Linked DNA regions of Mus musculus: region 2 is linked to region 1. A link is a loop called in an ENCODE intact Hi-C map of the cell type or tissue named here. Cell type or tissue: gastrocnemius. All regions are shown on one strand. Links, peaks and the distances in the headings refer to the core of each region. The heading gives the core; the rest is flanking DNA.

The links. Hi-C counts contacts between places; a loop is a spot of excess contacts. Peaks named below come from ENCODE experiments on the same cell type or tissue, not always from the same donor. Only the 100,000 strongest peaks of a DNase experiment are listed, where the experiment ranks them.
Region 2: it touches region 1 in a loop (2.6-fold over the local background); 2 of 42 quality-filtered maps call a loop at or near these places.

Annotation. Positions count from the first base shown.
Region 1 is chr11:18,896,899-18,899,804 of GRCm38, forward strand. All of the region lies in intron 9 of Meis1 (Meis homeobox 1), which reads right to left. Among named protein-coding and RNA genes, the nearest start is that of 8430419K02Rik, 21 kb to the left of the region's middle. In gastrocnemius, for the core only: no CTCF peak of the experiment used is centred there; a DNase peak (open chromatin) is centred at 1,589; H3K4me3 peaks cover 218 bases; H3K27ac peaks cover 1,132 bases.
Region 2 is chr11:19,019,016-19,021,921 of GRCm38, forward strand. It overlaps a transcript of Meis1 not described here. Among named protein-coding and RNA genes, the nearest start is that of Meis1, 1.5 kb to the left of the region's middle. In gastrocnemius, for the core only: a CTCF peak has its summit at 1,473; DNase peaks (open chromatin) are centred at 362, 728, 957, 1,565 and 2 more places; H3K4me3 peaks cover 2,292 bases; H3K27ac peaks cover 2,104 bases.

The DNA.
Region 1 (2,906 bases), core at 170-2,669:
CTCAAATGTCTCTTTTGGTCCTTAATCCTCCAACCTGTGAGGATGGCAATTCTAGTCACAACCAAGTTTGCTCCCCTTTCTGTGAACAATCCTGCCAGGTGACGAGTCAAGGTGGCGGAGATCTCATGGTTTCTGTACAATACAGCTCTTTCCATTAGCTTTCTCAACATCTTATAAGCTCAACCATTTCCAAGTATATATGAACTCTGACCCAAATGAGGGATCAAACAAAGTCAACCAGAGCAGATGTTTTTGTAATATAGACCAGCAAAACCCCCTGTCAGACAGCAGTCCGCAAAAATACGGCTTTTAAAAAAAAATTCAGTACCCTAGAGTAAAAGTACTAAAAACTTCAATATATGTTATGTAATCAGGATAGTTTTATTTCATCCATAGGCAATGTATTATTCTTTTTGATTTTTTTTAAATGTCTTTATCAGCATTAAGCCAGATCTCTCCAATGACAGGAAATTCTTTTTTTTTTTTTTTTTTTTTTTTTAAAGTTACGGTTAGGGCCCAAGATGGATAATCACTACGAGTCTGGAAGAATTAATGCATTTGAGGAAGGAAATAGTTTTTCCCTTCTTTGAAGATAGGGGCTAATCTTGCAAGGCACCAGTTATTTAAGAGGGTAAAGAACAATTAGTGCCTTTAAGGATATCATACATATTAAGTATTTTTGCTGTTTATTTGTTAGTGTTGAGGTGTTACTAGCATGACAGAGTTAATTACTTCCCCAAACCAGTATGCCAACCTAAAAACTTTGCAAGAATGCAAATAAATGGAGAGAACCATTTTTAATGACCATGGTGCCATTGGATGGTGAACCCTGTATTTGTCAAAATTACAGACATGCATTCCATATGTTTTTATTTTTGAATGTTGTGTTTTCTGTCCTTAGAATGTATTTTTTAATGTAGCTGGTAGAACCCTAAGCTCCTCCACAAAGAGCCATGGCATCCACACACAGGAACAGCACAGACCAGGTCCTGGGTATTCACCCTTAAGCATTCGACTTCCTCTGGGGCCCTTGCTCCCCCTCCACTCTTGAAAAAAAAAGTATTATATAACAAAGAGGCAACATTTGCCCCCACTTTCAATATTTTAGTCAGATGTTTTAGCCACTCAAATATGCCATTTGTTTTCTGTAGGCACAGCCCTGAAGCAAGACAGTGATGTAAGTGAGGGAAAGAGGGTCTCAGCCAGCTCAGGGCTGGATGCTTAGTGCTTAATCACCCAACACCAGGCTCAGCAATTGTTGACACAAAATAGGTGGAGATCAGGTCGGTGCAAGCAGAAAATACCAGGAAGGCAAACGATATGTAAACACACTCAAGGCAGATTTGACAAGAAGAGACCTAAGCCTGACTTGCCTTGCAAAGCTTCACAGCCCCTCTGAGCTGAGTCTCTTTCCCCTTGCAAAGTTCCTTTGAGAAGATCAGGAATAACATTGACAAATTCGAATACATTTACAGACGACAGCCTAGAGATTCGTCCCCTTGGCTCACACAATATGAGTTTCAAATCTGCTGCTACATGCAGGATTTATGTAATGTAATATGATTCTTTCACATATACCTGGCGTGGAGCCAAATGAAAGGGGGAGGGGCAGTGTACACACACAACCACAATTCAGAAAGTTATTTCTCCTGACCTACAAAACTCATTCGAAGAACCAAATGGGTAATGCTTAAACAATCTTTTAATCTCTAACTGACACCTGACAACCCATTACTTATAGATTATTAATGCGACCACTAAAAAGTTTGTCATGTACAAAATTGCTAGAGAAAAAAGATTGAATGCCTGAGGAAAAAAACAAATTTTGCTGTACAATAACTTCAGAAATTCCAAACCTATTATCTGTCGTGCCCTTCACAGACACATAGCACACTGCTAAAAACAACTGATTTATCTTTATTACAGATCCTCAGAATGACAGCACACATGTTTTTCATGTCTTGCAATAATGTTTAATTTCATCTAGTTTTTATTTTTACAGTGTTTGACTTGCTTCTTTAAGATGAGAGGAAGTAGTGACTTTTTAATGAATTTTCTCGAGTGTCTCTTTCCCAGTGCTTTCCCTTTGAGTCCTACCGTGAGGCTGTGATTAGATCAGCCTCACCTTGCTTCCTGATGCACTTTACACAGCCTACAACACAGAGCTGCCGGGGGCTAGAGTTCTGACTAACCAGTCCTACATGTCTATTTTAAAGTACAGGAAGCTGATATCTGTGGGAAAATGACCTAAGTAAGGGCACACATCTCCTTGGTCAGCAATGAGAAACACGATTAAACATTTGATTCACTATCACTTCTTGGATATCCTCTTCTTTCTCTATGACTTGCACTATCTGTTATATTCTCACACGGCTCTTTCACTGTTTCCAGAGACAAGCTCTTCTACCTTAGCCATCCTCCATGACGAGTTTTTGATGCTCTACTCAGATACACTGAAGTCAGTGTGGCCCTTGCTCTGGGCACCTATTTCTCTTGCTAGAGGCTCATGTTGACACAGAACAAAAAATGGCAAACCTGCCGTAATGAGGTCTGGCCACAAGTACAGCCTGTGCATGGTGTTCAAAGTCGACCCCAAGCCATACCTTCCCTAGGTTAAAGCAACTGTACACATCCAGATATACCAGCTTCGCAGAGAATGGGTCCCCCAACTCCGAGTCTAACTTGATCACCCTATAGGTGTCAAAATGCTACCTCAGCTGGAAGTCTGAGCTTCAGGTAGGGTTACATAGTCTTAGCCTAAAAATTCTGATGCTGCCTAGGAAGAGAAGCAGCAGTTTCAAGAAGTGGTGTTTGGACTTCCCTGATGGGAGGAGTCTAAGCTTTCATCTACCACAGGGAAACAATGCCTAGCTAGCCCTTTTTAAAGTGCCCATGCTCAACAGTAT
Region 2 (2,906 bases), core at 210-2,709, 120 kb after region 1:
TGCATTGGGCTGCAGCAAGTAGGCTCCTCGGCAGGGGTGGGTGCGCGAAGCGAGCTCTGGCCGCACTGGAGAGGCAGAAAGACACTCCACAAATTCGCACGCCCAGGCACTAACACCACACACCCAGGGCACATGCACACAAATACAGGCTGCAGCTCCCAACCCGCCGGCTTTACGTCCCCTTCCAGCCTCTCTTCCCAAAGCGGACGCTTGAAATAAATCGGGAATAAACGTAGGGCAGGCAGATGCCGGAGTTAATTCGCTCAGGGCTCCGCTCATGAAAGACTTCAAGACTTTCCTCGAAATTATTGGGGTCTGCCAGTATTTTTCGGGGTGGGGGTGATGCCAAAAGTACTGGATTCTCTGCTAGACTCCCGGAGGAGAAAAGTCAAAGCCAGAGCAAGAAGAGGAGCTGGAACTGGACTGGAAAAGGTTCCGCTCGAGAGTCCTGAGAACGTGGGGTAGCGGTCGCCCGGGCGTTCTGCAGACTCAGCTTAGAGGTTTTCTTTTCTTTTCTTTTTTTTCTTTTGGTTTGGGTTTTTTCTTTCTTTCTTTATTTTTTTTTCTCCCCCCGCTGTCAGAAGTGGACGTAGGGCCGGAGGAAAGGAAATGCTTGCATTTTGTCACTTTGAGTCCGGACGTCCCCACCTCCTCTCTTGCAGCCCTCAGCCCCAGCCGCCGCGCGAAGTGAGGGAGGAAGGGAGGGAACAATGAGCCGAGCGCCGGGAATGTGCCCCCAGCGCTTGTTTACAAACACCGAGCTATTTATGACCGCTGGAGAACGAAACTCAACGCGGGCACCAAGCAGCCAGACCTTGCGGGCGGCCGGGGCCTGGGAGCCCCGGGACCCGAGGCTCTTTCTCGATTGCGCTACCGGCAAGTTTAGCCGTGCGCCCGGGGCGCGGCGAAGCTGCAGAGCTCCGCTGCGCTGCGGCTGGGGCTGCCTTTGTCTGGGCGACGCCGAGGGGCTCCAGCCTCGGCCTTGCTCGGGCCTGGAGACGCTGCGCTCCCTCCCACCCCCCACCCCCAGCTCTTTCAGCGGCGACGCCCGGAGCCGGCCTCCCAGACCTCCATCTCTCAATTTGTCTATCTCCGAACCCAGCCCCGTGAAAGCTCCCAGTTCCAGAGAAAAAGAAATCCACTTCGGAAGCTGAGATTTCAGACAAAAGCTGACCCTGCCCACAACTTAAAGTCTCCAACCAGCCAGTGGTTTTTAACTTTCTCTCTTGAAATACCACACCCTGGACTTAAAATTGTTTTTTGAGTCTTTTTATTCTCACTCTTCAGCTACTCTATCTAGTGGGGGTTATTTTACTCTTTATGTTTCTGCGCCCGGCTCTCGTGGCTTAGATTGCTCAGTCACAGTAGCTCTCGGAGCAGCTGGAAACCTCACATCCCAGGCAGGGCTCTCAGCTCGCTGGGCTCGGAGAGGATTCCCCTCACCCCCCAGCTGAAACCTCGCAGAAAACTCCCCCTGCGGTCGACTGGAAAATGAGCTCACCCAAATCTCGGTAGGCAGCCGTGGAGAGAGCTCCACCAATCGGAAGGCGTCCCCGCCCAGGCAGCCGCGCATTGGCTGCGGGGAAAATCAATTATCAAATAATCGATCAGCAGGGAGCTTCGATCTGCTGGGAATGCAAACTGCCATTCCGGATTCCCGCCCTGAAGGTGGCCAAAAGGCTCTCTCCCCCAAAGCAGCCAGCCTACGCTCCCAACGCCCCCGCCCCCATCCCACCGCCAGCTGCGGACCGAACCCTCACCCCAGGGGCCGGGGAAGGTTTTGAGGAGAGTTCTGAGAAAGACTAGGGAGGCTTCCTTCACGCGGAGATTGTTTGGAAAAGGTTTAGCATCTCTGAAAGGTACTGAAGCCAACTCTTAGGTTCAAAGTCACAGACCTGTTTCCATTCTTCAGCCAGTATTCAAGTTTCTATTGAGAGGGTGTCTACGGAACAGGGGATACAGGGTAAACATTAGAACCTAGATTTGGAATCAGGTTCTATCGAGCAACGGAGCCTCCTAAGACAGCTTTTAGCAGTCTGCACGAGTCAGCGCCGGGCTAGTTCACACCAGCGGCAGTGCGCGTGGGATAAGCCTAGCAGACAAGGCGTGCGGGCCTCCAGCCCAGCACTCCGCCCCCAACAACGAACACCTGAAGGTTGACATATGTTCACCCCAAACCTTCAATGGGCTTTGCCTCGAAAGAGATCCGACTGTTTAAAACAATAAAAGGCCCCACGACCCCTCATCATGTGCCTCTGTGTCTCCTCTCTGTGTCCTTTTTGTTTTGACGCTCAAGTTTGAAGCTTTTAGTTTCCCCATCACATCCTTGTGCTCTTTTCTTGCACAAACGCCCCGTGTATCATTTAGAAGATTAATACAGACTTGTGCGTCAAAAACAGGCATGGAAGAGCCTTGAATTACCTCCTGCTCACTGGAAGGAGATTTCCCCGCCAAGTTTAAGGAAGCTGATCTGGCTGGGCCAAACAGCCACTTCTCCGCGGATTATAGAACCTACTGAGCTGGACAGACAGCCTAAAAGCCCTTCCCCAGCTCCAGACCAATGCGGCCCAAACCTGAGTGGCGGTCCACCGCTGCTGGGTCTTGCAGGGTGTGAGTGTCATCACCCCAAGAGGCCTACAGAGCACCGGTGAAATTCCCACGGGGGTGAGGGGGGGGCAGGACACTCAATCCAGACACCACAGTGGGCATGGCTATGTTTACAATCCTTAAATGAATCGCAAGGGAAATCGTCTAAGTGCAATTTAACTGGGAGAAATTTACTGTAAAATACACGTATATGACCTAGCCTTTAAGAGCCCAAGGGAGTTTCAGGCAGACTTAAGTAATGGGCTTAAAGTTTCCTTAACTCTGCGCAAAGGTTTCATGTTTGAACAAGGTCAGTTTTG